Linked DNA regions of Homo sapiens: region 2 is linked to region 1. A link is a loop called in an ENCODE intact Hi-C map of the cell type or tissue named here. Cell type or tissue: gastrocnemius medialis. All regions are shown on one strand. Each heading gives the region's core, and the rest is flanking DNA. Links, peaks and the distances in the headings are about the cores only. Region 1 has its middle 130 kb from the start of XPO1. Region 2 holds the start of C2orf74-DT (C2orf74 divergent transcript).

Region 1 (16,280 bases), core at 5,179-13,178:
GCTGAGTTTTTGGTTGTGCATTAATATGTTGAGTCTGTCCATATCTATCTTCACTGCTGTCATCTTAGTTCAAGACACCATGATCTTTCACCTGGACTACTGTAATAGCTCCCTAGTTTTCATTTTCTTTTCTTTTCTTTTCTTTTTTTTTTTTTTTGAGACGGAGTCTCGCTCTGTTGCCCAGGCTGCAGGGCAGTGGTGTGATCTCAGCTCACTGCAACCTCCGCCTCCCGGGTTCAAGCAGTTCTCCTGCTTCAGCCTCCCGAGTGGCTGGGATTACAGGCAAGTGCCACCACACCCAGCTAATTTTTGTAGTTTTAGTAGAGATGGGGTTTCACCATGTTGGCCAGGATGGGCTCGATCTCTTGACTTCATGATCCGCCCACCTTGGCCTCCCAAACATCTGGGATTACAGGCGTTTGCCACTGTGCCTGGCCTCATTTTCATTCTTGTTCTTTCCAGTTTATTCTCCACATAACAGCTGGAGTTTTCATAAAAATGAAAATGTGATCATGTTGTTTCTCTCTTACAACTTTCCAGTGGCTTCTCATTTCTTGTCGGAGAAAGTCTAAAATCCTTAATGCGATCCACAGGCCCTGCATGATTTGACCTCCACGTGCATTTCCAGCTTCATTGTGTACCCTCTCTTGCTCACTTCCCACAGTCCAGCTCACAAAGGCCTTTCAGTTCCTTGAGCGTGATAAGTTTCTCCCACCTCCAGACTTGGCACGCGCAAAAGTTCTTTCTCTATCTCTCTGCTTAGCTAACCTCATCCTACTTAACCTTTGCATTTCAGCTTCTTACTCACTTCCTCAGGAAGACCTTCCCTAACACCTCAGACAAGGTGTTATATATTCTCATTGCACCTTCTTCTTTTCTTTTATAGTCCTTTTCACCACGGCATGCTTAAATATAACCATTTATACCATTTTTTAAAATTGCCTGTCCTGCTGGATTGTGAATTGGTCTAGTACCTGGTACATAGTCAATTCTCAAGAACTATTCATTAAATACATTAATATAAAGTATTATAATATATTGAGGACAGAAGAACTGCATTCCTGGGGTGTTTTTTGTTTGTTTTATTTATTTATTTTTTTTAAAAGGAGTCTTGCTCTGTGGCCCAGGCTGGAGTGCAGTGGCGTGAGCTTGGCTTACTGCAAGCTCCGCCTTCTGGGTTCAAGCGATTCTCTTGCTTCAGCCTCCTGAGTAGCTGGGATTACGGGCACGTGCCACCATGCCCGGCTAATTTTTGAATTTTTATTAGAGATGGGGTTTCTCCATGTTGGCCAGGCTGGTCTTGAACTCCTTACCTTAAGTGATCCACCTACCTTGGCCTCCCAAAGTGCTGGGATTACAGGCATGAGCCACTGCACCCAGCCACATTCTTGAGTTTTTATATAAAAAATCTCAAGTTCTGTGACTGCACAATCATGAGTGAGTGGTGTCTTTGCAGGGGAAATATGAAATGATACCAAAGCAAACAGATTAGAAAATGGGCACATATTATTACATCAGATAATAAAGTATTTGACATTATCTACTGAGGTCATGTCAAAAGGACTCCAGAGCTAACCTGAAGATGCTCCCATTGGCCAAAGATGGAACAAGCTGTATAATAAGTGCAATAGATAGAGACATATCAAGTATGTTTATCTTACAATGATATCAAGCAAATTCAAACTCAGAGTTAACCTTCTGGAGGATGGTGGGGAACTAGCTTATTCTTTTGAAAACTGGCAAAAAAGAGAAAAAATCAAGCATTTATTTTGCCTTTCCTACATTAACTTTACCTCCATGTAACTGAATAGTTAATGAGGGAAATTGACTTTTTAAAGGATGCATTCCAGGTAATAAATGAAGAAAAATGATAGAATTAAATCAGCACAGTTTTGCAACCTAGATTGCATTAACAGATCTAGCCAATGATTATCAATAACTGATGACATCATTATCTGGTACTTTAACTGAATAGAAGTATACGATACAATGTATAAAATGTCTTGTAAGAAAAGAAAAAGTGAAACCTGAATCTGATCAAGACTCTAGGTCTAACTCCCATTTACAGAAAATAAAGGAGACAGAGGAACATGTTGTTTTATACCACAGGGATGCAATGAGCAAAGTCTAGACTCTGAGAAATTACAAGACAGAAGACTTGGTTTCTTCTACAAAAAGCTGTGAGGAGTAAAAGGAGATATAGAAGAGGATGTAAAGATTTAAAGACTTAAAAAGATGTATCAACCATGTGTGTTGTATGGACCTAGTTTTTTAATTTATACATTTCAAAAATTTGTATTTCTTAGGGATGGGGGGTCTCTCTCACTGTCACCCAGGCTGGAGTACAGAGGCACTATCATAGATCAATGTAGCTAGCCTCAAACTCCAGGGCTCAAGTGATCCTCCCAACTAGCTGGGACTACACATCCGGGCCACCATTCCCTGCTAATTTTTTTTTTTTTTTTGAGACGAGATTTCACTACATTCCCCAGTGTGGTCTTGAACTCCTGGGCTCCAGTGATCCTTTTGCCTCAGCCTCCCCAGCATCTGGGATTACATGTGCAAGCCACTGTGCCCAGCATGTATGGACCTTATTTGGATGCCTGGATTTTTGAAGACACTAAGGAGTTATTGGATTTTTAATTTGTTATTATGGTATTATGCTTAACATTATTTTAAAAGAGCATCCCTATCTTTTAGAGATACATAGGGAAATATTTACAAATGAAATTATGTGATATCTGGAATTTGAGTCTAGTTAATCCTGGGTGGAGAATGTGGGTAGGGGAGACAAAGACACCAAGATAGCCTATGAATTGAAAATTGTTAAGGCTGCTTGATGAGTTCTTGGAGATTGACCCTATCAATCTGCTTCTTTTACATAAGTACAACAAGTCAAAATTTAAAAAATTAATAGAAGCAGGACGGTGGCCACGGACATCAGAATCCACTAAGGACTGTGTAACAACTCACCTGCTGACAAAATTAATAGAAAAGAGAAAGACAGCATTGCTCCTGGCCTTCAATATATCAGACTCAGAGCTAATGCCAAAATTCCAAGAAGCATTTTTAAAAGCAACACAAATCTGGTGTTGAATGTCTACATCTTGACAGTTTGAGGCTTGAAGGAGCAGTTGTTCCTCATGGACGGTGGGGAGCCACAGGCAGAGCTGACTTTAGAAGCTCAGGGCGTTTTGTCCTGGTTGCATCCAGACGATCCAGACAGCAGGGACAGGAAGTAATGACAACAAAGACTTATTCCATTTGAGTATTGTCCTGTAGTACTTGGATTTCCAAGAAGAAACTTGGATTCAGGGCAATCCTTTTTGCCCAAGCCTTTTTAATTTTTGGCTCTCGTTCCAGCGCTCTCACAATAATGAGCAGCACAATTCATGAGAGTAAACTGGATTTTTATTGAATGAAAGTAAAGAACACAACTATTCAATGTAGACCAGAGCTCTCCAGTAGAACTTTCAATGATGATGGAAAAGTTTTATCTGCACTGTAATATGGTAGCCACATATGGCTACTGAGGACTTAAAATATGACTAGTGTGATTAAGAAACTGAATTTTAAATTTTATTTAATTTTAACTATTTTAAGTCAAAGTCTCCTGTGGCTAGTGGCTACGGTACTGGAGAGCACAGTTTGACTGTATGTAATATATATAGTAATTGCTTCCTTAATACTTTCTGTTGTTAACTCCACCACAAAGAATGCCTTATTCCTGTTAGCTGAACAGGTCAGTCAACATTAATTTTAGTAGACATTCTTCTCCTATTCCTATTCCAACTCCTATATTTAAAAAACCACCCAACCCCCCAAAAACAAAAAACAAAAAAACTAAAGATTTTTGTTTTCCCTTTTCCATAAATCCTCCAGGAGACAAATAGGTGTATGCAATAGTGCTGAAAAGGACTATTTATCTATTTAACAATCTGCAAATCTGGCAGCCCCCAGAATGAGGAGAGGTTCTGAGCAACTCCTGAAAGGGTCTAATCCACACTTTCCATCTTACATAACATATTAATGTAACAAATATTTAATGAGAAGCTACACTCCCAGCCACTGTGTCTATTGACTGTAATGGATGCTGTAGTACGCTGCCCAGATATCCTCCATCAGGAGGAAGGCACTCATTCTCCCCGCAGCTGGGTGTATTGATCCTAACACCTCCAACTATGGGGATCATATCTCAACATGAGGTTTGAAGGGGACAAACATCCAAACCATAGCAGGGATATAAAAGCCAGACCCACTTGCTGAAATTTGTGACAACCCTGATAGGCCATTCCAGGCCCAGAGCTCCCCATGGGATGGCCGAGGCCTTTGTTGCAACTATATTTTCAACTTGTCCCTTTGCCCATCCAAGCCCCTAGAGTTATTCCCAAATCCACATCTCCATTACAGACAGACCTGATTCCAACCCTCAAGGAAATTATACTGTTCTGGCAGGGGTGCAGAAATTGAAATCCAGAGAAGTTTAAGGACTAGCCCAATGTCAGGCCGCTTATTCATGGCAGTCAGGACCAGAATCCATTTTCCTGGCATTCGGTGTAGCGCTCTTCCTACTGTACCATGTGGCCTTATTAATAAAGCACATTGCACCAGGAAATCTCAATCTGCCCTTGGAACCTGTATTAAGGGAATAAGATATCTTTCTAAAATGTTAAGTTGGGCAATAGACAAATTGACTCCACTGGGAGCAGCACTTCTCTCTTTCTCTCCTTTTAGGGAAATGCTTCCCTCCTCCTCTAAACACAGGATCCTCAGGGAAGTTTCTCTTTTCTTATATTTTTAAAATAAAAAAAATCTAAATACCTTTTTTTTTTTTTAATAGGGTCTCTGCTACTCAGGCTGGAGTGCAGTGGCACGATCACAGCTCACTGCAGCCACATTCTCCTAAGCTCTGGAAGATCCTCCCACTTCAGCCTCCTGAGTAGCTGAGACTACAGGCACGCACAACTATGCTTGGCTAATTTTTGTAAATTAGCCAAGACAGGGTTTTGCCATGTTGCCCAGGCTGGTCTTGAACTTGTGAGCTCAAGAGATCTGCCCGCCTCAGCCTCTCAAAGTGGGATTACAGACGTGAGCCTCTGCAGCCAGCCAACTTTCTTCTTAAATAGCCCAGATCCATTGACCACAAGGGTTGGTTGCGAGGTGGGTGCCAATCCTAGTAACCTGACCATTGATGGTCCAGAGATGGGCACATGACCCAAACCAGGTCAATCAGTACCTTTCCCAGAGTTATTCTTAAACTACAGCCAAAACTTAAGTAGGCACTGTCATCCTGGTGGGAAGATAGGAGAATGTGAGGTTAGTGGATAAATTGTCACCTTGGGAATAAGTTGGGTTGAAAGAGACTTCCCTGGAGAGGGAAGTGAAGAGAGAGAGGGATGGGAAGTCCTGATAGCAATGTGTCCCTCTTTCAGACATCCCTAAGGCCAGTGCCTCTCTCACCCTACCTAAGAACTTAATTATCTGAGCAAATGAATTTTCTCCTTTTTGCTTAAGCCAGTTCAATCTTTCAATCTGGATTTCTGTCCTGTTGTCCTACCACCTTAGCAAATTGATCCCAATTTTCCTTTTTGCCTTGTCATCTGTGTTCTGCATACTCCTTTTTATATAGCTTGCATTCATTAACATAGAATTTTGTATTCTGCTTTTTCATGTGCATTTACTTCATTCATATTTTCCCACAGATGACACGATGGCCATAAATTAGTAATCCTGACAAGTTAATATACCACAATCTACTTAACTGCCTCCCAACTATGGAATATTTAGGCTTTTTGCTTTTTATCCTTATTATACTTAACACTACAATGACCAAATCGGTGTACATAGTTTCATTCTTCTGTTGAATTAATTCTTAAATATCCAAGAGTAGGATTGCTGAGTTCAAGCGTATAAACACTTTCATGGTTTTTGACAGAAAAGTGAATAATTTTTACATTTGAACATTTGGAAAAAGTTTGTTTAGATGTCAAGTGTAGAGAAACTCTCAGTGTTTGTTTGTTTGTTTTAACAGGTCTTGCTCTGTCACCTAGGCTGGAGTGCAGTGATGTGATGATAGCTTGCTGCAGTCTTGAACTGCTGGGCTCAGGGGATCCTCCTGGTGCAGCCTCCCAAGTAGCTGGGACAACAGATGCGTGCCATCACACCAGGCTTGTTTTTGTTTTTGTTTTTGTTTTAAATTATTTGTAAGACAGAGTCTTGCTATGTTGGCCAGGTTGGCCTTGAACTCTTGGTCTTAAGGAATCCTCCCACCTTAGCCTCCCAAAGTGCTGGGATTATAGGCATGAGCCATCGTGCCTGGCCAGAACTCTGCGTTTAAAGTTGAGAGCCTTGGGTCATGCCCTCCTGCCCTGCTTTCAGCCCTGGAGTAATTGCTGCTGTTGCTCATCCAGAACATGCATCCAGGTGAGAAGAAGCATCTGAGGGCCATGGTAACTGCTGTACTGAATTTTTGCTTTGCTCAGGAGTGGAGATCCAGAGTTTGGTGTCGGGCTTTCACAAAGGAAAGGGAGGTAGGGAGGGGCCAGATGCACCAGAAGGGGGTTTCAAAATACCAAGTTCTCCCTATCCACAGCCAGACTCAGAATCTCATGAAGGTGAGTAACCCCTCCACAAGGGATTGTGGTAACAAGTCTCTAATAACTCTTATTATAGCTTCCCATCACACCTTGGATTTTTCCTTCATAGCACTTATTATTGCAAATTATTTTTTTATTTTTTTTTTTTTTGAGACGGAGTCTCGCTCTGTCACCCAGGCTGGAGTGCAGTGGCACGATCTTGGCTCACTGTAAGCTCTGCCTCCCCGGTTCATGCCATTCTCCTGCCTCAGCCTCCCAAGTAGCTGGGACTACAGGCGTCCGCCACCGTGCCCAGCTAATTTTTTTTTGGTATTTTTAGTACAGACTGAGTTTCATCGTGTTAGTCATAATGGTCCCAATCTCCTGACCTCGTGATCCACCCGCCTCGGCCTCCCAAAGTGCTGGGATTACAGGCATGAGCCACCGCGCCCGGCCAATAATGAATTCTTAAGAGGGTGTTAATTTAAGGATTACTTCAGCAGAAGGCAAAAGCTATCCACATTATATTGTCTGTAAGCTCCCTGAGAGCAGGGATTCGTGTCCTTTTTGTTCACCCCTGCATCCAAAGTACCTAAAAAGGGCTCGATACATAGTAGGCACTGAACAAATATTTGTTGGAATGAAGAAATAAGTGAATTAACATAATAAAAGGAATGAGATTAACTATTAGTAGCTGGGACCACAGGCACACACCACCATGCCTGGCTAGTTTTTGTATTTTTAGTAGAGATGGGGTTTTACCATGTTGCCCAGGTTGGTCTCAAACTCCTGAGTTCAAGCGATCTGCCCACCTCAGCCTCTCAAAGTGCTGGGATTACAGGTGTGAGCCACCACGCCCGGCCTTAAAATTCTTAAGGAAGTTTATTTGTGAGCATTTCCCCAATGCTGATATATATTGATGTTAAATCAGCCTTTTGCATATTTTATAATAAAAGACTAACATATCCAAATAAAAAGATTAATTCACAGAGACTTTTTCTGACTGTGTAAGTGAGAAATTATTCTGGCGTTTAGTCAGCCAGATTAGAAAGAGCTCTAGATTAGGAGTCTAGATTAGCTGAGATACCTAGTTCTTATTCCAGCGCTGCTCTCAAACAACCTGCTAGATCGTTAGGAGCCTTTCTGAGCCTCTGGGACTTCTTTTTTTTTTTTGAGATGGAGTTTTGCTTTTGTCGCCCAGGCTGGAGTGCAGTGGCGCCATCTTGGCTCACTGCAACCTCCAACTACCAGGTTCAAGTGATTCTCCTGCCTCAGCCTCCTGAGTAGCTGTGATTACAGGCTCTCACCACCATGCCTGGATAATTTTTTTGTATTTTTAGTAGAGACAGGGTTTCACCATGTTGGCCAGGCTTGTCTCGAACTCCTGACCTCAGGTGATCCACCTGCCTCGGCCTCTCAAACTATTGGGATTACAGGTGTGAGCCACCACGCCCAGCCAACCTCTGGGACTCCTTATATTGGGCGAGAAGATTGAATTTAAAAGACTACTAATAATTGCTACTAGTGGGATAGCCAGTGGTGCTTTTGTGAAAGCACATTTAGTATCTAAGAATGGCATAAGTAGCTGTGAACATGAAGAACTGGTTAATACATTCATTGCTGTGGCTAGTACAGTCTTGAGATCATTACAGGGAAGTGGATGCTAAAATACAAAGTTCACATTTCATGAACTTGAATCATGATTGCTCTTTGGCTGAGCAATTCAAAAGGCTCTCTCAGAACAGGTTCAGTAAAGCCCACTTATATTTAATGCTGCTGGAGAAGAAAAGTGAAATGTCATGAAAGATATACTGAAATTAACCCAAGGCAGACCCTTTGCTATTTGCAGGTCTATAGTAGGACCATTTTACTTACTAGCTTTGTTCTGTGACCTTATAAGTGTCTCTTGAGCTTCCAGCACTCGATTTTTCCCTCAGATACATTTCCCCTGTACTGCTTATCTTGTAAAATTAACTACTGTGTAACAGATGTATGAGCCAAAGCTAATTTTATGAGAAACTTGAGTGAAAGGAAATCAATCTTTCAAGGTCCCTGAAGTCCTAAGATCATAAAGAAAAGGCTAAAGAAGTAGTTTCTGGCTTTTTGCTTTTGATTTCCTTCTTAGTTTCAGTTTTCTTTTTCTGAATCTCTCTCCCCAGATCTTCCCTGGCATATATAGATGCTCATAAACAAAACAATGACAAACACTGGGCTGTTAGAAAGGTCACAGCCCTGGCTGCCAAAAGACACAGTCAGGCTTGCTTGTTAGTGGAAATTTACAAATGATAATGCGCTGCCACTTTTGCTTTAAGAGCTACTCCCACTTGGGGACCTGAAACTGTAGTCTCCAACACAGCAAAAATTGACTAATTATTTGATTTACCGGGAGGAGCCCTACTGATCAAGTTCATTTACAGTTATTAGTTCATTCTACACACTGTCACAGTTTACTTTTGGCAACCACAGAAACTTAGTACTTTCAAGTGGCAAAAATTATATTATTGTTGAGTTACAAAATCATGGGCTATCCCCATTACCGTAAACCTAATCTTAACTCATGCTGAAGTTTAAAATTCTAAATTGTTTTCAGTTTTCCTCCTGGTTATGAGATTTTGTGTGTGTATGTGTTATGTAAAACACAAATCTAATGACTGTTTTGAAAAGATCTAGGCAAAGGGTCATGACAACAATTCAGCTATTTAGCACAACTCTCTGTAAACAAATCACCAGAGAAAGGCTTAAAGTGAAGTAATAATTCCGGCTCATTGTCAGTGAATAAACACCAGACAGCTATAGACATGTTTAATGCATTCCTGCACTCTCTTCAAATACAAATTAATACAAAATAGCATTTTGTGACTTGAAGTAATTGCCCACATGGCTGAGCTGTGTATCTCCAGGAGCTGAATAATTTAAGCGTGGATTTATGTATGGAACATGCAATGCTCTGAATAAATATTTTGAAATGAACATTTATTTCACAGAAGAGGCAAGGAAAGTGGAGAATAAATGCTGGCAAGGGAGACACTAGACACAAGTGACAATAGTGCAAGCCAAACTGTGCTCTGCTAGAGGTGTAAACAAACTACCGCCTCAGCACCAAGGAGGGACAATTTAATTCAGATGGGAGCACAAGCATCCCAGAGAAAGGGAAGTCATGCCTGGGCTTCCCGGGAAGATGAGTATTATTTTGATTAATACAGGAGGAGGGAAGACATTCCAGTGAGAGGAATGGTGGAGGGAGTGAAATAGAACGAAAAGCATCACCTAGGATAATTCTGGGTGAGGGAAGGGTGGATGGGAATGGTAGAGGTGAAATTGTGGGGCTAGGGGCTCATTTTGAAGAGCCTTGAATGTTGTCCTAAAAAGCATGAATCCATTAAAGAAAAAAAATTTTCTTGATGACATTTTTGTATCATTTTTTAAATTGAAAAATAAATAAGGCTGGGTGCAGTGGCTCATGCCTGCAATCCCAGCACTTTGGGAGGCCGAGGCGGGCAGATCATTTGAGGCCAGGAGTTCAAGACCAGCCTGGGCAACATAGCGAAACCCCATCTCTACCAAAAATGCAAAAAAATTAGCCAGACATGGTGGCACACACCTGTAATCCCAGCTACTCGGGAGGCTGAGGCAGGAGACTAACTTGAGCCTGGGAGGCAGAGGTTGCAGTGAGACGAGATCTTGCCACTGCACTCCAGAATGGGCGACAGAGTGAGACTCCGTCTCAAAATAATAATAATAATAATGATGATAAGAATAATCATAAACATAAACATTTAAATACTATGAAAAGTAGTGAAAAATACTCGGAGAAGTAAAAAGTTAGTTTTTTTTTCTTTTTCTGTCTTTATTTTTTATTTTTGCCTTACAGATTTCTAGGAATATAAAAAAGTTTTTTATATAATAATTCCAGGCCCGGCGCAGTGGCTCATGCCTGTAATCCTAGCACTTTGGGAGGCTGAGGTCAGGAGTTCAAGACCAGCCTGGCCAACATGGGGAAACTCTGTCTCTACTAAAAATACAAAAATTAGCCAGGCATGGTGGCAGGCGCCTGTAAACCCAGCTACTCGGGAGGCTGAGGCAGGAGAATTGCTTGAACTTACAAAAAATACAAAAATTAGCCGGGCATGGTGGCACACACCTATAATCCCAGCTACTTGGGAGGCTGAGGCACAAGAATTGCTTGAGCCTGGGAGGCGGGGGTTACAGTGAGCTGAGATTGCGCCACTGCACCCCTGCCTGGATGACAGAGTGAGACTGTCTCAAAAAAAAATGTGTATATATATATATATATATATACACACATTATATATATATATATAAATATATATGTATATACATGTATATATATATATACGTGTACACATATATATATATATATATACACGTGTGTGTGTGTATATATATATATATATATATATAATGAATTCCACAATTCCAGAGATAACCATTGTTAGGGCAAATGAGTATTACTAAAATTTATTTTATTTTATTTTATTTTTTGAGTCAAAGCCTGGTTCTGTCATTGAGGCTGGAGTGCAGTGCCCCTATATTGGCTCACTGCAACCTCTACCTCCTGGGCTCAAGCCATTCTCCCATCTCATCCTCCCAAGTAGCTGGGCCTACAGGCACATACCACCACACCCAGCTAATTTTTGTATTTTTTGTAGAGATGGGGTTTTGCCATGTTGGCCAGGCTGGTCTCTAACTCCTGGCTTCAAGTGATCTGCCTGCCTCAGCCTCCCAAAGTGCTGGGATTACAGGCGTGAGCCACTGTGCCTGGCCTTGGAATTTTAATAATTATTGCTACATTTCCCTCTAAAAAGTTTGTATCTATTAATACCCTCACCAATAGTGGATGAGGTTGCTTGTTTTCCCACATATTTGCCAACATTGGATATTTTCATTCTTTTAAATCTTTGCTGGCCAGGTGCAGTGGCTCATGCCTGTACTCCCAGCACTTTGGGAGGCCGAGGCGGGTGGATCACCTGAGGTCAGGTGTTCAAGACCAGCCTGACCAACATAGTGAAACCCCATCTATACTAAAAATACAAAAATTAGCTGGGCATGGTGGCTCACGCCCATAGTCCCAACTACTCAGGAGGCTAAGGCAGGAGAATCGCTTGAATCTGGGAGATGGAGGTTGCAATGAGCTGAGATCACATCATTGCACTCCAGTCTGGGCGACAGAGCAAGGCTGTCTCAAAAAAGAAAAATCTTTGCCAATCTCATGGGAGAAAAATAACATTGAGCATCTTTTCATTTTGTGATGACCATTTGATTTCTTTGCCCCTAGTTTGAAATGTTCCCTTTATCATAACTCACCAGTGCATCCCCAGCAGCTAGCACATAGGAAGCTCTCAATAAATCAAGGAATGATCTATTGCTGCGCTTTTGAAGAAAAAAATGGCATGATCACGTCTGTGTTTTAGACCACTGTGCTGATGACAGTATAGAGAAAGGGCTGAGAACAGAAAACCATTGAATTCATGGTTTAATGTTGAAAGAAAAACTTTAGGCAAAGTCAATTTAATAGAGTATAATTGAGCAAAAAATGATTCACAAATTGGGCAGCACATCCCACCCCCAACTATGATAGGTTTAGAGAGACTTCTGGGGTGCCACGTGTTCTGACGGGATTTATGGACAGAAAGAGGAATGTGACACAGAAAATGGAAGTGAGGTACAGAAACAGCTGGATTGGTTATAGCCCTGATGGTTGTCTTACTTGAGCGCTGTTTGAACAGCTGGCCACCTGTGATTGGCTGAAGTATGGTTCTGTGATTGGTTGAGACTCAGCTCTTTGTTACAAGTGTAGTTTACAGTCTATTTACACATCTAGTTAGGTTTAAGTTCACTGTATGGTGTAAGCTTTTGGCCAAACTTAAAATACTTAAGAAGCTTTAGTTAAATTTAATCTATCATACCATAGTCAGAAAATCATTAAATTTTTTCAGGAAAGAAATGGCAAGTGCCTTACTTAGGGTAGTGCCATGGGGATAAAAAATGGGAATGGCTATGGAGCATGAGAGGTGTGGAATTGAGAAAGCTTGGTGCCCATTTAAGCAGGCAAGAGGATGAAAGTCAAAGATGTGTTAAAGAAGACTGGGGTTTCTAGCATCAAGGAACAAAATTACAAATTTAAAGATCTCAGTTGGCTTTGTTTGAGATTCTAGAATCAGGCAATATTTTATTCCATAAAATATAGTAGGTGTTTGGATTGAAACTGGCCTAATTGTCCCATAAAACTGATGTTTATGATTTCTTTTGAATAAACATAGAAACTGACACTCACAGTCTTAAAACTTGAGAAAGTTACATTTGTCTTATCTGAGTTCCTTTCTCAGGAAACCAACCATCAGGCCTCCCATATAGTACCAAGGAGCTGAAAGTTACCAGATCATTGCATCTGGACAAAGAGACTCAAGACTTTTTACCCATCATGATTGCCTAAATGACAACCTGCTTCCTGTTGACCAACTTATTTTCCTTACCTCTGCCTAATTCCTGTGTTTTGCATATAGTTACATTTCTTCCCTGCTACAGAAACCTCTGATTTTAGTTGGTCAGGGAGATGGATTGAAGACTGATCTCCCATCTCCTCAGATGCAGGACTTGATTCAAAGCCTTCTTCCCTGGCAATACTCAATGCCTCAATGATTGGCTGTCTGTGCACCAAGCAGCAGCACCTAGACCAAACCCTTGGCGTTTTAGTAGCATGCATGATAAGCTGAGCAGAAGAGATTGGCTTTATAGACAGAGAAAGGCTGAAGAAAGCGGAAGAGAGCAGAAGCAAAGAACACAGAATATTAGTTATTTCAAAGCAACTCTTCTTATAAGGTGGGAACAGGAGGCTAAAACAACAGAAAAACAGCTTATTAATGTCAGATTACATCAGGCTATTTCTTTTGTATAAGGATTAAAGCAGAGGGAACTTCATTATCATGTGGATTGAAGATTGAAACTGGCCTGTTCGAGGAAATTGGCTGTTATCTCTTTCTCCTGCCTTCTAGGAAGGTGAGATAAAAACTTAGTGTGGGTTTGATGACTTAGAACTTTAGCATGGGTGACTCCATTTTTTTTAGCCTTGTCTGTTGGGGCCTAGTACAGGAGCTTAGTCCAAAACAATGGCTTCCAATAATTTTTATTTCTACTAGCTTGGGTGGTTGAGTGTTTTTTTTTTTTTTTTTTTTTTGAGATGGAGTCTTGCTCTGTCACCCAGGCTGGAGTGCAGTGGCACGATCTTGGCTCACTGCAAGCTCCACCTCCCAGGTTCAGCCATTCTCCTGCCTCAGCCTCCCGAGTAGCTGGAACCTCAGGTGCCTGCCACCATGCCTGGCTAATTTTTTGTATTTTTAGTAGAGATGAGGTTTCACCGTGTTAGCCAGGATGGTCTTGATCTCCTGACCTCGTGATCCGCCTGCCTCGGCCTCCCAAAGTGTTGGGATTACAGGCGTGAGCCACTGCACCTGGCCAGTTGAGTGAATTTTGATATAGTTAATGGAAATATGGAACCCATAATGAGACCTACCTTCTCCTATCCTACTGCTTGTGATGTTGTTCTCATTTCCTCTTGCTTTAATTATGATAGTGTCCCATCAGTTTCCTTATTTTGCATCTCTGATGTATACTTTTCCACCGGAGTCCTCTGCCTGGAAGTGTGTTCAAGTTGCCCCTTTCCTCAACTACACTATTATTGTAGTCTTTTCTTTATTACCTCCATTGCCTCACTTTTTTTTTTTTTTTTTGAGATGGAGTCTCGCTCTGTGGCCCAGGCTGGAGTGCAGTGGCACAATCTTGGCTCACTGCAAGCTCCGCATCCTGGGTTCACGCCATTCTCCTGCCTCAGCCTCCCAAGTAGCTGGGACTACAGGCGCCCGCCACCATGCCTGGCTAATTTTTTGTATTTTTAGTAGAGATGGTGTTTCACTGTGTTAGCCAGGATGGTCTGGATCTGCTGACCTCGTGATCTGCCTGCCTCTGCCTCCCAAAATGCTGGGATTACAGGCGTGAGCCACTGTGCCTGGCCCCTACCTCACTTTTTTTAAACCACCACTCATCATACATTAATTCATCCACTTATTTATGAATATTTATGGAGAGCTTTCGATGTGCTAGTGTTAAATTAAGTTTAGCCTAAAGCTGTCTCTTTACATATTTTATTTTATTTATTTTTTGAAACAGGGTCTCACTCTGTCACCCAGGCTGGAGTACAGTAGCGGCAACATGGCTTACTGCAGTTTTGACCTCCCAGGCTCAGGTAATCCTCCCACCTCGGCCTCCCAGGTAGCTAGGACCACAGGTGCATGCCACTGCACCTGGCTAATTTTTTGTAGAGATGGGGTTTTGCCATGTTGCCCAGGCTGGTCTCACATTCCTGGGCTCAAGGGATCCACCCACCTCAGCCTCCCAAAATGCTGGGATTATAGGCATGAGCTGGCACACTCAGCCATATTTACATACATTAAAGGTTTCTCTGTACATAGTGAACTGTAATCTAACTGGATGTGTAAACAGACCATAACTGAAACTGTCTTTGCAAAGATTATGACAGAGAAATCTGACATGGCTGACTTGATCTTGCTTCTATCCTCAGGCTGGCTATGTCTGCTCATTCCTGGACATACGGCAAGCTAACCATGGGAATAATTTAGTATATTTATTTACTTATTTATGTTTGAGATAGGGTCTTACTCTGTTGCTTAGGCTGGAGTGTGACTTCCCCAGTTGCTTCTAGAGATAACATCACTATTGTGAACCTAAGATTGGTCTTTTGAGATGTATTTCAGACTTTTGCATTATGGCAACTGACTGACCCCACCCAGACTTGTGACTGTTGACCCAGCTGGTCCTGTGGCCCCCTACCCTGAGGTGGACTCGGCACACAAGGACTCTTTTCCACAACCCTGTGATTGCATTCCTAACCAGTCAGCAGCACCCATTCCCTAGTCCTTTGCCCACCAACCTATCCTTGAAAAACCCTAATCTCCAAGCCTTTGTGGAGACTGATTTGAGTAGTAACTCTATCTGCCATGTGGCTGGCCTGGCATTAATTAAACTCTTTCTCTACTGCAATACATGGCCTCAGTGAACTGGTTTTGCCTGTGTGATGGGCAGGGAGAATCCATCAAGTGATTACATAACCTACTCTGGTGCCAATCACCAAGTGTTGGCTAATCAAAGGTGGCCAGCTGTTCAAACTGGGTTCAAATAGGGCAAATGCCAAGCTGTAACCAATCTGTTTTTGCACCTCATCTGTACCTGACCTTTCTTTTTCTGTCCATAAAACTTCTTTGTCCAAGCAGTAGCACCAAACCCTCTCTGAACCTGTTCTGGTTTGGGGGCTTCCCAATTCATGAATTGTTCTTTGCTCAATTAAATTCTGTTAAATTTAAGTGTTGAAGGTTTTTCTTTTAACACTAGTTATGGTTCTAGGGTTTGGGGAGCACCAGCAAATAAAAGAGGCAACAATCTCTGCTTTCTTGGAATTCACATACTGTTCTACTTACTCCTTATTTCCTTTTATGTACTTCCACCATTTTCCTGGAATTTTTATTCTGAAGGTTGATGCTGACTTCAAGATCATTAAATCCAAGAGTCATTTCTTGGTCTCTTTGTGTTGACCCACTCTCTTTTCCTTTAGCTTCTTTAACTCTTGTCTCCACCTCTTCTGCTCTTCTTTCTATTCCCTGGATGCTTTATTTA
Region 2 (16,280 bases), core at 3,209-11,208, 530 kb before region 1:
CTTCAAAGAGTTCCCACTCCTACCTTTAGGATCTGAATGTCTGTGAATGATGACTGCAGGTACTGATAAACAATACTTTTTCTAGTGCAGTGAGTATGAAATAGTCTCTTTATTTTTATTTATATGTCCTGATTATTTATGAGGTTGAACATACATTCATTAAGTTTGTTGGTCACTTATGTTTTCTTTTTTGAAAATTACCTGCTTATATCCTTTGCCCATTGTCTTAGTCCATTTATGCTGCTATAACAGAATACCCCAGAGTGGGTAACTTATAAAGAACAGAAATGTATTTCTCACAGCTCTGGAGGCTGGGAAGTCTAAGCTCAAGTAACTGGCATTTGGTCTGGTGAGGGCCTTCCTGCTGTGTCCTCACAGGGCAAAAGATGGAAAGGCAAGCTAGGTAAATGCTGCATGGAGCCCTTTTCCTTCTTTCCTTCTTTCCTTCCTTCCTTTTTCTTTCTCTTTCTCTCCCTCCTTCCTTCCTTCTCTCCTTCCTTCCTTCCTTCGTTCCTTCCTTCCTCCTTCCCTCCCTCCTCCCTCCCTTCCTTCTCTTTTTTCTTTCTCTCTTTTTCTTTCTTTTCTTCTTTCCTCTCTTTCTTTCCCTTTCCTTTCCCTTCCTTTCCTTTTCCCTTTCCTTTTCTTTCGTTTTTGACAGAGTCGTACTCTGTCGCCCAGGCTGGAGTGCAGTGATGTGATCATGGCTTACTGCAGCCTTGATCTTATCTGGCTCAGGTGATCCTCCCACCTCAGCCTCCCAAATAGTTGGGACTACAGGTGCACACCACCACATTCAGCTGATTATTTTTTTCTATTTTTTATTTTTTATTTTTTTGTAGAGACAAGGTTTTGCAATGTTGTCCAGGCTGGTCTCAAACTCCTGGGCTCAAGTGATCAGCTCACCTCAGCCACTCAAAAGTATTGGGATTACAGGTGTGAGCCACCACAGCTAGCCCTTTTGCCCTTTTTTTTTTTGAGATGGAGTCTCGCTCTGTCACCCAGGCTGGAGTGCAGTGGTGCGATCTTGGATCACCGCAAGCTCCGCCTCCTGGGTTCACGCCATTCTCCTGCCTCAGCCTCCTGAGTAGCTGGGACTACAGGCACCCGCCACCACGCCCAGCTAATATTTTGTATTTTTAGTAGAGACGGGGTTTCACCGTGTTAGCCAGGATGGTCTCGATCTCCTGACCTCGTGATCCACCCGCCTCGACCTCCCAAAGTGCTGGGATTACAGGCGTGAGCCACCGCGCCCAGCCTAATGCTCATATATTATTTATCTTTTGGCCCAGTAATGCAACTTCTAGGAATTTACTATGAAGATACAACTTGACAAATATAAAACAATACAAGCATAAGACTACTCATTGTAGAGTTATTTATACACAATAGCAATAATGTGGAAACAACTCAAATGTCCATCAGCAAGAGACTGGGTTGAATAATAGGACATCAGCACTCTGGAGTATTGCACAGCTATTAAAAAAACAAGGACAGGCTTTGCACAGTGGCTCACTCCTGTCATGCCAGCACTTTGGGAGGCTGAGGTGGGAGGAAAGCTTGAGCCCAGGAGTTCAAGACCAGCCTGGGCAACATAGTGAGATGTCATCTCTACAAAAAATAAAATTACCTGGGTATGGTGGCACATCCTGTGGTCCCAGCTACTTAGGAGGCTGAGGTGGGAGGACTGCTTGAGCCCAGGAGGTTGAGGCTGTAGTGAGGTGAGATCATGCCACTCAACCTGGGTGACAGAACAAGACCCTCAAAAAAAAAAAAAAAAAAACAGAGCAAGGACAATGATGATTTCTGTGAATTGATATGGAAAGAAAGAACTATATAGAGCAAGATAATTTTGTTCAAGAAATACAAACAAGACTCTAATAGATTCTCTTTAACAGTACAGTCCATTTACTATTTCAGTTAACAGTATGTTTACATTAGTCCAAAAACAAATATATGTATTTATTTTTGCAAAAAGAAACAGAGATGTAGCTGGGCATGATGGCTCACGCCTGTAATCCCAGCATTTTGGGAGGCCGAGGTGGACGAATCACGAGGTCAGGAGTTCGAGACCAGCCTGGCCAACATGGTGAAACCCCGTCTCTACTAACAATACAAAAAATTAGCTGGGCATAGTGGTGGGTGACTGTAATCCCAGCTACTCAGGAAGTTGAGGCAGGAGAATTGCTTGAACCTGGGAGGCGGAGGTTGCAGTAAGCTGAGATTGCTCCACTGCACTCCAGCCCAGGCGACAGAGTGAGACTGCATCTAAAAAAAAAAAAAAGAAAAAGAAACAGAGATGTACCAAAAATAATGAACTAGGTTATCTCTGGGGGACAGAGGAAGGAATAGGTGGAAGGGATAGAGCTGAGGAAGCTAGACTTTTCTAAGCATAACTTTTTACATAGTTTTGACTTAAAAAAATTTTAACTTTGAAATTATAGATTAAAACCAGGTGTGGTGGCTCATGCCTGTAATCCCAGCACCTTGGGAGGCCGAGGTGGGCAGATAGCTTAACTCAGGAGTTCAAGACCAGCCTAGGCAACATGGCAAAATCCCATCTCTACAAAAAATACAAAAATTAGCCAGGCGTGGTGTTGTATGCCTGTAGTTTCAGCTACTTAGGGGGCTGAGGCAGAAGGATCCCTTGAAACAGGGAGGTCAAGGCTGCAATGAGCAGAGATCGTACCACTGCACTCCAGGCTGGGCAACAGAGTGAGATCCTGTCTCAAAACAAACAAAAACAAAAAAATGTGACTTGCAAAATAATGCATTGGAGTTACTGCTCTCTTAATACAAATGCTTTGAATTGTGTCTCTGCTTGTCACCCCTGGCCTCTTTTACACCCTGGGGCAATGTGCCATTGTTAGACAAGGAGGATATGTATACCTTCCTTTTGGAAAAAGGATGACTGTAAAAGCAGAAATAAGAAAAGAGAAGCTGTGCCCACAACACTAACATGCTTTTAGGCAAGTCAATTTTAGGAAAGAGTTTATATGAAACTGAAGATCTGGGAATTGATCCCTTAAGAACAAAGTCTGAGTACCCTTTGAAGTCCACTGGTATACCCGTGCCTTTTTGCCTACTCCTTTTTATTCTTACAACCTACTCCAATTGCACCTCTGTCTCCACAACTCAATTGAACATACTTTACAAAGGCCATCAATGACATGCACATTGCTAAACATACACAAAAAATCATGAGCAAGTAGTTACAAGCTTTAGGACAGATATAAAAAGAAATTCTAACGCAGAAATTTTATCCAAAGTTTCATCCATTTTATAATCAATATTAGTAAAAAAGACCAAGACACATGGGCTGGGTGCGGTGGCTCATGCCTGTAATTACAGCACTTTGGGAGGCCGAGGTGGGTGGATCACCTGAGGTCAGGAATTTGAGACCAGCCTGGCCAACAGGGTGAGACCCCATCTCTACTTAAAACACAAAAATTAGCAGGGCATGGTGGTGCACACCTGTTGTCCCAGCTACTTGGGAGGCTGAGACAGGAGAATCTCTTGAACCTGGGAGGCGGAGGTTGCAGCGAGCCAAGATCACGCCACTGCACTCCAGCCTGGGTGACAGACTGAGACTCTGTCAAAAACAAAAACAAAACAAAACAAAAAGACTTAAGACATGGAGTACATTAGTTTAGGGACAGGTCTCCTGATCTAGCCGGCTCCAAGCAGGAGTGAGATAGTTGTGCAGGGGTGCATTTAAGCAAACCTGGCTGGTCCATTTTCTGAACTAGCCAGTCCACTAGAATTTTGATGAAGCATCTCATCAGGTATGGACATGTTGACTAAGAGTCAACTCTGTAAAATGTTTGAAGAGATTTATTCTGAGCCAAATATGAGTGATTATGACCCGTGACACGGCCCTCAGGAGGTCCTGAGAACATGTGCCCAAGGTGTTCGGGGCACAGCTTGGTTTTATACATTTTAGGGAGGCATGAGACATCAATGAAATACGTTTAAGAAATAACATTGGTTTGGTTCAGAAAGATGGAGCAACTCAAAGCAGGGATTTCCAGGCTATAGGTAAAGGTAAACATTTTCTTTTTTTTTTCTGTGATGGAGTCTCACTTTGTTGCCCAAGCTGGAGTGCAGTGGCACGATCTCTGCTTACTGCAACCTCTGCCCGCCGGGTTCAAGCAATTCTCCTTCCTCAGCTTCCCAAGTAGCTGGGACTACAGGTGCATGCCACTACGCCCGGCTAAATTTTTGTATTTTAGTAGAGACGGGGTTTCACCATGTTGCCCAGGCTGGTCTCGAACTCCTGAGGTCAGGCAATCTGCCCGCCTTGGTCTTCCAAAGTGCTGGGATTAGAGGCATGAGACACTGTGCCCAGCCAATTTAAACATTTTCTAATTGACAAATGGTTGAGTTCACAATTGTCTGAAGACCTGGGATCAATAGGAAGCACATGTTCAGGTTAAGATAAAAGATTATAATACTTCAAAAGGTTCTTTTGAAGTCTTATAATGGCTACCCTTAGAGATGATAGATGACAAATGTTTCCTATTCAGACCTTTAAAACAATGCTAGACTCTCAGTCTCTTCAGGATTGGGAGGGCCTGGAAGAAAAAGATCTAGCTGTGTTAATAGAGATTCTTTACAGATGCATATTTTCCCCCACAAAGCACAGCTTTGCAGGACCATTTCAAAATATGGCAAAGAAACATGTTTTGGGGTAAAATATTTTGACTTTCTTCTTTGTCACATGTCATGCCAGAGTCAGACTGGAAAGCAAGTCACCATATATAGGGTTAAATAAAACTCATCTGATGAGAATTTATGGTTTGTTGGGCATGACTCCCCAGGCCCCTTAGATAGGAATTTGGGCCAGATTAAAAAAAAAAAAAAAAATCAAAGCTTAGTCCTGAGGCAGCTTCTGAAATGGTGGGAAAAAATGTGAGTTTTGAGGAAACATTTGGTTCAGCCATTGTTCTTAAGAGATACTGACATTTCAACCTACTATAAAGAGGGAAATTTAAAGTATTAAAGTATTAATGAGTTGGTAGGACCCGCTTTTCTTTTTTTTTTTTTTTTTAATTCACTGGCCCCGAAAGAAACTTCTCTGTCAGGCCACAATATAACCAGATACCAGACACACGAGATGTTTTGGAGGGAGGGTGGTGGAGCCAAGATTGCAGCTCCTTATTGAGGAAAACAGTCCTCAGAGATCCAGAGTCATTTCTCCTGTGTTCAGCTTGAAAACCTTGGGCAACTTCTGGAGATTTCAACGTCTCACAGAGTGCGGAAACATGACTGGCGCAGCATCCTTTCCGGAATTGGTGATGTCCTTCCTGTAAGGGTTGATTTTCCATCTCATCAACCAAATCGGGAAAGCCGCAGCATCCTTTTCTCCAAGAATGACAGGTGGTTTATCTCAGGCTTTTCTGTCCCGGCGCCTTTCTCTCCAATGCAGTCTATGGAATATATATATAGAGAGAGAGCGTGAGAGAGAGAGAGACGGAGTCTCGCTCTGTCGCCCAGGCTGAAGTGCAGTAGCGCGATCTTGGCTCACTGCAAGCTCCGCCTCCCGGGTTCACGCCGTTCTCCTGCCTCAGCCTCTCGAGTAGCTGAGACTACAGGCGCCCGCCACCACGCCCAGCTAATTTTTTTGTATTTTTAGGAGAGATGGGGTTTCACCGTGTTAGCCAGGATGGTCTCGATCTGCTGACCTCGTGATCCGCCCGTCTCGGCCTCCCACAGTGCTGGGATTACAGGCATGAACCACCGCGTCCGGCCTGGAATATTTTAAAATATGCAGATTATTAACCCCGACACTTTTGAAAGTCCTTTGTAACCAACTTCCTCCTCAATATAAAATATTAATGTAATTTGGCCGGGTGAGGTGGCTCACGCCTGTAATTCTAGCACTTTGGGAGGCCGAGGCGGGTGGACTGCCTGAGCTCAGGAGTTTGAGACCAGCCTGGGCAACACGGTGAAACTCCGTTTCTACTAAAATACAAAAAATTAGCCGGGTGTGGTGGCGCGCGCCTGTAATCCCAGCTACTCAGGAGGCTGAGGCAGGAGAATTGCTGGAGTCCGGGAGGCGGAGGTGCAGTGAGCCGAGATCGCGCCACTGCACTGCAGCCTGGGGAACAGGGCGAGAATCCGACTCTTTAAAAAAAGAGAAAAAAATTTAAGTAATTTAATTTTTTATTTTTTTCCGCCCCCGCCGTCCCGCCCCTAGCATTAATTTTTAAAACTCGCTTTAGACACCGTTTGGAGGGGGCCAGGTGCTGAATACCTGCTGATGTAATGCAGTGATTTTTTGTTTGAGGGCCACAGGAAGACCCCTTGTGGCTGTTGTACTGGCATTCCCTCTTCATAGCAGGGATGGTGCCTCTGGACATTTTCCGACAGCAGGGATCGTTGGGTGAGGTTAGCAGCGCCAGCCCGGGTTAGCGGAAGCAGCCTTCAGGTCTCCTAGGAGAGCAGGTTTATGAGCATGCGCAGCGGATTTTCCGTTAGGGAAGCCGATGGGGCGCGGCTCCTTGGAGCATGCGCACACAAACTTTCCGCTAGGAATCAAGCGAGCATGCGCACACAGATGTTAGGGTTCGGGCGAGCTATTTGGAGCCTGCGCAGTCAGATCCGAGGACATGTTGACGTCGTCCGAGAGTCTTAAAATCCTGCTCTGGCCGGATTCCAGACTCGTGGGGGAAAGGCTGGTATGTTCGTTTTATAACAGGAGTTTTAGCGTCATCTTTTGTCCTTGGATAAGTTTTTCCAAATATAAATATATTAAATATTCATTTAAAATATCTAAGAATTAACAGGCAGCAGTGCATTAGACAAATGGGCGAAGTACTGGGGTACCAAGTTCACAGAAAAATAGTAGTTAAAAATAGACTTTAAATATATGAAAAGATGCTTAGCTGCATGTTTTTGTGTTTTTTATTTATTTATTTATTTTTTTGAGATGGAGTCCTGTGTTGCCCAAGCTGGAGTGCAGTAATGCAATCTCGGCTCACTGCACCCTCCGCTGCCCGGGTTCAAGTGATTCTCCCACCTCAGCCTCCCGAGTAGCTGGAATTACAGGCAGGTGCCACCACGCCAGGCTAATTTTTATATTTTTAGTAGAGATGGGGTTCACCATGTTGGCCAGGCTGGTCTCGAACTCCTGACCTCAGGTTATCGGCCTGCCTCAGACTCCCAAAGTGCTGGGATTACAGGCGTGAGCCACCGCGCCCGGCCTGTTTTGTATTTTATTTTTTCTGAGACAGGTGGCACGATCACAGCTCACTACAGCCTCCACTTCCCAAGCCCAAGCAATCCTCCCACCTCAGTTTCACCAAGTGCTAGGATTACAGGCCAGCTTCAGTTTTAATAAAAATGCAAATCATCATGATTGGTGAACATTGAAACGTTTGGTAATATACTCAATATAGGAGGGTGTCAGGAAAACAGGTGCAGTGTTACAGTGCTAGTAGGAGCAGAATGCAGCAATCCTTAGTGGTTATCAAAACCACACTGAATAATATTTGCATTTTGATCCAACAATCCCACTTTGGGGAATTTTGCCTCCAAATACACTTGCATACATGTAAAGTAATATGTGTATGAGATTATTGATTGTAATAGCAAAAGGTTGTAAACTACGTGAGTATCCATCAGAAGACTGATATTATAAACTACAGTACATACACACAATGGAACATTATGCAGCTATGAAAAAGAGTGAGGAATCAGTTCCCAACATACTAATGTGGAACCATCTCTAGCATATCTTACTAAGCGAAAAAAGCCCAGGTGCCAAACAGTGTATAAATTATGCTTTTTGTGTAGAAAAGGATAAATGAGAGTCATATGATCCTTATTTCCACATAAATTCTGGCAATATACTCAAGAAACTAATAGTCATGGTTTCTTATGAGATGGAGGGTAGGACTGAGATAGGGTGAGAGACTTCTCAATGTATTCCTCATTATAATATATTGAATTATCTGAATGCTGTTCATTAAAAACAAAAATAACACTACAATAACTTTTTTTAAAAAAGCTAGAAACATATAATATTAAAAAAGGGGCCAGGTGCGGTGGCTCATGCTTGTAATCCCAGCATTTTGGGAGGCCGAGACGGGCAGATCACGAGGTCAGGAGATGGAGACCGTCGTGGCCAATGTGGTGAAACCCCGTCTCTACTAAAAATACAAAAATTAGACTGGCGTGGTGGCGCATGCCTGTGGTCCCAGCTACTCAGGAGGCTGAGGCAGGAGAATTGAATCGCTTGAACCAGGGAGTCGGAGGTTGCAGTGAGCCGAGATGGCGCCACTGCACTCCAGCCTGGCGACAGAGCAAGACTTCGTCTCAAAAAAAAAAACAAAAAACAAAAAAACTGGAGGCTGGGTGTGTGGCTCACACCTCTAATCCCACCACTTTGGAAGACTGAGACAGGAGGATTGCTTGAGCACAGGAGTTTTGAGACCAACCTGGGCAGCATGGTGAAAACCCACATCTACAAAAAGAACATCAACAACAAAAAACCTCCAAATTAGATGGGAGTGGTGGTGGGCGCCTGTAGGCCCAACTACCCGGGAGGCTGAGGTGGGGGGATCGGTTGAGCCCAGGAGACAGAGGTTACAGTGAGCTGAGATCCTGCCACTGCACTCCAGCCTAGGCAACAGAGGAAGACTCTCAAAAAAAGAGAAAGAAAGAAAAAAAGGTGAAATTATGGGAGATTTTTCCTTTCCTTTCCTTTTTTTTTTTTGACAAGGTTTTCTCTGTTGCCGAGACTGCACAATGGCGCCATCACAACTCACTGCCCAGGCTCAAGCGATCTGCGGGCCTCGGCTTCCCAAAGTGTTGGGATTACAGGGGTGAGCCACTTTTCCCAGACAATAATATTATTTTACATGTTTTTACACACAAAAGAGTTTTCTTGGAATAACAAGAGTTCATCCAAAGTGTTTTACCAATTTCCATTTCCATCTGCAGTATCGAAAACCTTCCTCTTGCTGCATGTCCTCACCAGTTCTTAGAATTGACAGACTACTTTTTTTTGTCAATCCTGTGGTATAAAATATTACCTGATTTTGTTTTCACTTTGCATTTCTGTGATAATTAGCGAGGTGAGCCTCTTATATTTATTGCCCATTCGTCCTTTGTCCTTTGAGAAGTACCTTTTTTCTATTTTGCCTTTCCCTTTTTTATAGGCGTTTTAAAAATATTCTATACGTTGATCCTTTAAAGATTATTTGTGTGGCAAATATTTTCTACCAGTCTGTGGGTTGCCTTTTTGTTTGTTTTTTGTTTGTTTTGAGACTGAATCTTGCTCTGTCGCCCAGGCTGGAGTGCAGTGGTGTGATCTTGGCTCACTGCAACCTCCGCCTCCTGGGTTGGAGCAATTCTCCTGCCTCATCCTCCCGAGTAGCTGGGACTACAGGCACATGCCACCACGCCTGGCTAATTTTTTGTATTTTTAGTAGAGATGGGGTTTTGCCATGTTGCCCAGGCTGGTCTCAAACTCCTGACCTCAGCTGATGCTCCTGCCTTGGCTTCACAAAGTGCTGGGATTACAGTGTGGGTTGCCTTTTAACATAATTTCTGTTTTGTTTTTAACTTTGGAAAGGAATATATATGGAATATATATATTTAAATATATGTATTATATATAATATATAAAAATGTATATGTATTATATATATAATATATAAAAATATATATGTATATATTTTTTAGATGGAGTTTCGCTCTTGTTGCCCAAGCTGGAGTGCAATGGTGCCATCTCGGCTTACTGCAACCTCCGCCCCCTGGCTTCAAGCAATTCTCCTGCCTCAGCCTCCTGAGTAGCTGGGATTACAGGTGCCTGCCACCACGTCCAGCAAATTTTTATATTTTTGGTAGAGATGGGGTTTCACCATGTTGGCCAGGCTGGTCTCGAAATCCTGACCTCAGGTGATCTACCTGCCTCAGCCTCCCAAAATGCTGGGATAACAGGCATCAGCCATGCACCTGGCCTGGAAAGGAATATTTTAATAAAATTATTTTTATTGTTTTACTTGTTTTGGAAATAGAGGATAGTTTTTTAACTAATTTTAAAATCTGACACTAATGTTTATTACTCATTTGGATATCCTCTTGCGTGAAATGCCTGTTCAAGACTTTTGCCCATTTTCTATTGTCTTATTGATTTACAAGAGTTCTTTATATATTCTGAGTACATGTCCTTTGTATATGAATAGTGTTTAGCTTGTCTTTTGTTTTTTTGAGATGGATCCTCGCCTTGTCACCCAGGCTGGAGTGCAATGGCACAATCTCGGCTCACTGCAACCTCCGTCTTCCAGGTTTAAGCGATTCTCCTGCCTCAGCCTCCTGAGTATCTGGGATTACAGGTGCACAACACCACACCCCGCTAAGTTTTGTATTTTCAGTAGAGACGGGGATGTTGATAATAGGGAGGCTATGCCTGTGTCGGGGCAGGAGGTCTATGGGAAAACTCTGTATCTTCTGCTATATTTTGCTCCGAACCTAAAACTACTCTAGAGAAATAAGGTTTTCAAAACAAACAAGAAGTCCTCCACAATCTGTCTAACCTCCTGGTACAAACATGAGCGCAGATGAGCTTCAAGGGCAAGGTGAAATTCACAAACATTGCTTCAGATATGAAGCCTAACTACGGAGACCAAAAAATATCTCCCCTCTGACTTCAAGCATGGCTTGTGTATCTGTATTCAACAAGAATAACGTTTTTGTGGGGGATTAGAGTCGGGAGAGTGAGTGTGGTTTTCTCCAGAGTGGGAGTTAACCAGTATGTAGGAGGAAGGGTGTTTCAGGGCCATAGATGTGTCCTGCTATAACTTTGTAGTCCTGGATGCTGTAATAAGGCCTCCTGCAGACCTTCGTTCTATTCCACAGCTGCCCGGGGTGTTTATAAAAGTGCAACTTCAAGGTTTATTCCAGAGCTAAAGTCAGAAAAACTTTTGGCCCTTCTCTGTATCTCAGCACTTGCAAGGCTGTCCTGGTCCAAGGTAGAGAGTGTGCAACTGAAAATAGGGACGCTGTGGACTTTCTGGGCCAAGTTCCCCGTCTAGATGTTGGGCGCCTTTCTTTTTTTTTTTTTTTTTTTTTTTTGAGACAGTTTCGCTCTGTTGCCCAGGCTGGAATGCAGTGGCACAATCTTGGCTCACTGCAACTTACGCCTCCCAGGTTCAAGCAATTCTCCTGCCTCAGCCTCACAAGTAGCTGGGATTACAGGCATGCACCACCACGCCTGACTAATTTTGTATTTTTTTAGTAAAGATGGGGTCCTCCATGTTGGTCAGGCTGGTCTCGAACTCCTGACCTCAGGCGATCCGCCTGCCTTGGCCTCCCAAAGTGCTGGGATTACAAGCATGAGCCACCGCACGTAGATGATACCGGGTTTCTTGATGGGGGAGCCCAAAAGAGGCATCTCAAAGGTAATTTTCATGAAGGCAGATTTGAGTAAACAGAGGAAGTGGCTTAGTCTACTTCTTGTCCCTGTTTGGAGATGGCCTTTCCCGGGACTAGGTAGGTGTTATGGTCATGTTGCATAATACTGGGTCTGCAAAGATCGCCGAATGGTTGATGGAAGAATACTATAGCAAGTCATGGATATTCTCTGTAGGGCCAGGTGCTGAGGGTTGGTGAAGTTGTCCTTTGGGGTTAGATCTCAGTTCTCCCTTAGGCCAAGAGTCAGTAAACTAAAACTCAGCCACATTCCTCTGATCCAAGTTCTGTGCCCCAGGGATCTAGGACTCCTGGGATGGAGGTGCACCTGGCCTTAAGTTTTCTTTTAGATTCTAGTGAGGTCTTGGCTATCCAGGATTGCTCCTAACACTAAGAGCACCTCCAGCAAGAGTATAGCTGGCATTACTGTATAAACTCCCCTTCATGGGAAGCCTAGCTCTTGAAGGTACTTCTTGATCTCTATAAAAGAGGAGTGAGAGCCACAGTGAGTCCTGCACTAACAGGATCATCCTGCGATGTTGAGAGGGAAAATGGGCCTCCTGGACAGAAACACTGAGACACCTTGGGGCCTGCTGTAAGATCCACATCGGTCCCCCTCCACATGTTCCTTTATGCCCACATATAGTCAGTCAGATGCAGCTACAAGAGGAGACATGAGAGGCTCAGGAAAACAAAGCTGACTGTCCTCACAGGCCCTAGAAACAGGAGGCGCTGCACACCACATAGGGCCAGTAGGAAAGCCCCACAGCATGGAGCAGGAGGTAGAGGGGGCAAGAACTACAGGAGAGAATAGCTCATCACTTTTGTTGGAGTTTATGAGGAAAAGGCAAGGGAGGGCAAGCTAAACATCTCAAGATTGGCTACTTTGAATAGTTTCAGGGCTCTACTTGGCCTAGGGATGCTGGAGGCAGAGGAATGTTGTCTCCTGAGGTGTGCTGGCCAGATGGAGTAGACTTGGCTCTGGATTGGTTAGTTTCATATCAAAGGGATGCCACAGGCTGCACCCTTTGCTTTCACTAAGAATTGGCTGGTCCCAGGAGGGGCAGCCTCAGCTAGAAAGGTTTTTAAGATGTCAAAACAGACTGGGTGCAGTGGCTCACGCCTGTAATCCCAGCACTTTGGGAGGCCGAGGCGGGAGGATCACAAGGTCAGGAGTTCAAGACCAGCCTGGCCAAGATGGTGAAACCCCGTCTCTACTAAAAATACAATCATTAGCCAGGTGTGATGGCAGGTGCCTGTAATCCCAGCTACTTGGGAGGCTGAGGCAGGAGAATCGCTTGAACCCGGGAGATGGAGGTTGCAGTGAGCTGAGATTGCACCACTGCACTCTAGCCTGGGTGACAGAGCAAGACTCCGTCTCAAAAAAAAAAAAAAAAAGATGTCAAAACATTATAATATACAGAAAATCAAAATATATAAATACAGGCTATACTAGATACCTATTGCTGCATAACAAGTGACTCCAAAACTTAGCAGCTTAATTCAAACATTTATTAACTCTTAGCTTCTGTGAGCTTGGTGATCCTGGCTCAGGGTCTTTCTAGAGGTTGCAGTCAAGATGTTAGTCTAAAGTAATCTGAAGACTCATTTGGGGGAGAATCCATTTCCAAGCTTCTTCACATGGTTATTGGCAAGAAGCCCTAGTTCCTCCCTGGCTGTTGGAAGGAGGGAGGGCTCAGTTCTTCAGCATGTGAGTCATTCCATGGGCTGCTTGAGTGTCCTTACAACATGGCAACTGGCTTCTCCCAGAGCAGGTGACCTGAGAGAAAAGGCAAGGAGGAAGCCACATTTGTTTTATGACCCACTCTCGGAACTCACAGACCCTCACTTTTGCTTCATTTTAGTCATTAGAAGAGATTTACTACTATAAATCCAGTCCACACTCAAGGGAAGGGAGGAATATTAAAACCATCACAAAGTCCAACACCAAATTGATCTCCACAAATTCAGTCCAGGTACATTGTGGCAAAGGCCACCCTGCCCTGGTTTGCCACAGATCCAGTGATTTCAGTCTCTTAGAGACAATGGCATTTAAACCATGAAGCTTCTCCCTTTTGTGGATTAGAGGTGTGAGATTTCTGGCGCATCATGGTGAGTCTCATTTGGAGTCTGCACAAAGTTGAGGCTCCCAGGTCTCCCAGGGTCAGGTTTTCAGAAGGCCATACTTTAAAGGCTGGGGGTAGAACAACGAGTGGTTTAGGAAATGCAGGACGGGGATCCTGCCAACACCGGTTTTTGGAGTGGACTCTCTCCTTAAAGCTACCTGGTAACCTGACTGTGCTGTTTACTAAACATTACCAAGCATGTCGGGCGCGGTGGTTCATGCCTGTAATCCCAGCACTTTGGGAGGCCGAGGCGGGCAGATCACGAGGTCAGGAGATCGAGACCATCCTGGCTAATATGGTGAAGCCCCATTTCTACTAAAAATACAAAAAATTAGCCAGGCGTGGTGGTGGGCACCTGTAGTCCCAGCTACTCAGGAGGCTGAGGCAGGAGAATGGCGTGAACCCGGGAGGCGGAGCTTGCAGTGAGCCGAGATCATGCCATTGCACTCCAGCCTGGGCAACAGAGTGAGACTCCATCTCAAAAAAAAATTAAAAAAAAAAGCTGGGGCCGGGCGCAGTGGCTCACGCCTGTAATCCCAGCACTTTGGGAGGCTGAGGCGGGCAGATTACCTGAGGTCAGGAGTTCGAGATCAGCCTGGGCAACATGGTGAAACCCCATCTCTACTAAAAATACAAAATTAGCTGGGCGTGGTGACACATGCCTGTAATCCCAGCTACTCGGTAGGCTGAGGCAGGAGAATCGCTTGAACCTGGGAGGAGGAGGATGCGGTGAGCCAAGATTGCGCCATTGCACTCCAGCCTGGGCAACAAGAGTAAATCTCCATCTCACCAAAAAAAAAAAAAAAAAAAGCCAGGCGCGCGCGGTGGCTCGCGCCTGTAATCCCAGTACTTTGGGAGGCCAAGGTGGGCGGATCACCTGAGGTCAGGAGTTTGAGACCAGCCTCAACATGGAGAAACCCCGTCTCTACTAAAAATACAAAATTAGCCGGGCGTTGTAGTGCATGCCTGTAATCCCAGCTACTCGGGAGGCTGAGGCAGGAGAATTGCTTGAACCTGGGAGGCAGAGGTTGGGGTGAGCCGAGATGGTGCCATTGCACTCCTGGGCAACAAGAGCAAAACTCCGTCTCCAAAAAAAAAAAAAAAAAACAACATTACCAAGCATCATTATAAATGAAGGGAAAATAGAAGTGAGGACAGAGAGGAGGAAGACAATTTAAAATGTTTCAGTAAATCAATAGTAGAAGGATAAAGATGTGAAATTTATTTATTTATTTTTTGAGACGGAGTCTCGCTCAGTCACCCAGTCTGGAGTGCAGTGGCGCGATCTCAGCTCACTGCAAGCTCCTCCTCCTGGGTTCATGCCATTCTCCTGCCTCAGCCTCCTGAGTAGCTGGGACTACAGGCGCCCACCACTACGCCTAGCTAATTTTTTTTGTATTTTTAGTAGAGACTGGGTTTCACCATGTTAGCCAGGGTGGTCTCAATCTCCTGACCTCGTGATTCACCCGCCTTGGCCTCCCAAAGTGCTGGGATTACAGGTGTGAGCCACCGCGCCTGGCCAAAGGTGTGAAATTTAAAATGTATAAACTGGGCGCGGTGGCTCACGCCTGTAATCCCAGCACTTTGGGAGGCCGAGGTGGGCAGATCACCTGAGGTCAGGAGTTCAAGACCAGCCAGGCCAACATGGTGAAACCCCGTCTCCACTAAAAATATAAAAATTAGCTGGGCATGGTGGTGCACACCTGTAATCCCAGCTACTCAGGAGGCTGAGGCAGGAGAATCTCTTGAACCTGGGAGGCAGAGGTTGCAGTGAGCTGAGATCGTGCCACTACATTCCAGCCTGGGTGACAGAGCAACACTCCGTCTCAAAAAAAAAGAAAAAGAAAGAAAAAAAGAAAATATGTCTTCCTTTACTTCAGATAAAATTTAGTATTTGGCTAGGCGCGATGGCTCACGCCTGTAATCCCAGCACTTTAAGAGGCTGAGGTGGGTGGATCACTTGAGGTCAGGAGTTCAAGACCATCCTGGCTAACATGGTGAAATCCCGTCTCTACTAATAATACAAAAATTAGCTGGGCGTGGTGGCGGATGCCTGTAATCCAGTCGGGAGGCTGAGGCAGGAGAATCGCTTGAACCTGGGAGGTGGAGGTTGCATTGAGCCAACATCATGCCATTGCACTTCAGCCTGGGCAATAAGAGCGAAATTCTGTCTCAAAAAAAAAAAAAAAAAAAATTTAGAATTCAAAAGTTCAAATTCCAATAGTGGATCATCCTACAGTATACTTGATCAGTGCTTTACAAAGCTGTCAAGGTCATCAAAAACAGGGAAAGTTTGAGAAATTGTCACAGCCAAGAGGAGCCTAAGGAGACATGATTTAATTGTAATATAGTGTCCTGAATGGGGTCCTGGACCCAAAAAAGACATTAGGTAAAAACTAAGAGAATCTGAATCAACCATGGGCTTTAGTTAATAATAATTTATCAGTATTGGTTCATAAATCATAACAAATAGATCACACTGATTTAAGATATTAATAATAGGGGAAACTGGGTGTGAGGTATATGAGAACCCTCTGTACTGTCTTCTCAGCTTTCCTGTAAATCCAAAAACATCCTAAAAAATTGTTTTAAGTCTGCTTTTGCCCAACAGTTACCAAAATCTTTACAGAGAGGAAAACATCTCCTTGAGCACTAGGTTACCAATCATGGGCCATGAACATTTTTACTGTGTGCTTAAAAAGAAACAGAAAAGGCTGGGCTAGGTGGCTCATGCCTATG

The links. Peaks named below come from ENCODE experiments on the same cell type or tissue, not always from the same donor. Only the 100,000 strongest peaks of a DNase experiment are listed, where the experiment ranks them.
Region 2: it touches region 1 in a loop (2.8-fold over the local background); 3 of 110 quality-filtered maps call a loop at or near these places.

What each region holds. Positions count from the first base shown.
Region 1 is chr2:61,662,445-61,678,724 of GRCh38, forward strand. No RefSeq gene overlaps it. Among named protein-coding and RNA genes, the nearest start is that of XPO1, 130 kb to the left of the region's middle. RefSeq lists an enhancer at 8,550-8,789. In gastrocnemius medialis, for the core only: no CTCF peak of the experiment used is centred there; a DNase peak (open chromatin) is centred at 8,817; H3K4me3 peaks cover 1,380 bases; H3K27ac peaks cover 3,299 bases.
Region 2 is chr2:61,138,520-61,154,799 of GRCh38, forward strand. It overlaps C2orf74-DT (C2orf74 divergent transcript), which reads right to left and starts at 6,456. Exons shown (of 2, transcript NR_036496.1): 1 at 6,254-6,456; 2 at 3,073-5,426. It overlaps C2orf74-AS1 (C2orf74 antisense RNA 1), which reads right to left. Exons shown (of 2, transcript NR_183879.1): 2 at 12,914-13,195. It overlaps LOC105374759 (a long non-coding RNA gene), which reads right to left and starts at 1,665. Exons shown (of 3, transcript XR_940137.1): 1 at 1,628-1,665. It also overlaps a transcript of C2orf74 not described here. RefSeq lists enhancers at 5,669-6,590, 6,285-6,634. In gastrocnemius medialis, for the core only: no CTCF peak of the experiment used is centred there; a DNase peak (open chromatin) is centred at 6,522; H3K4me3 peaks cover 1,523 bases; H3K27ac peaks cover 1,124 bases.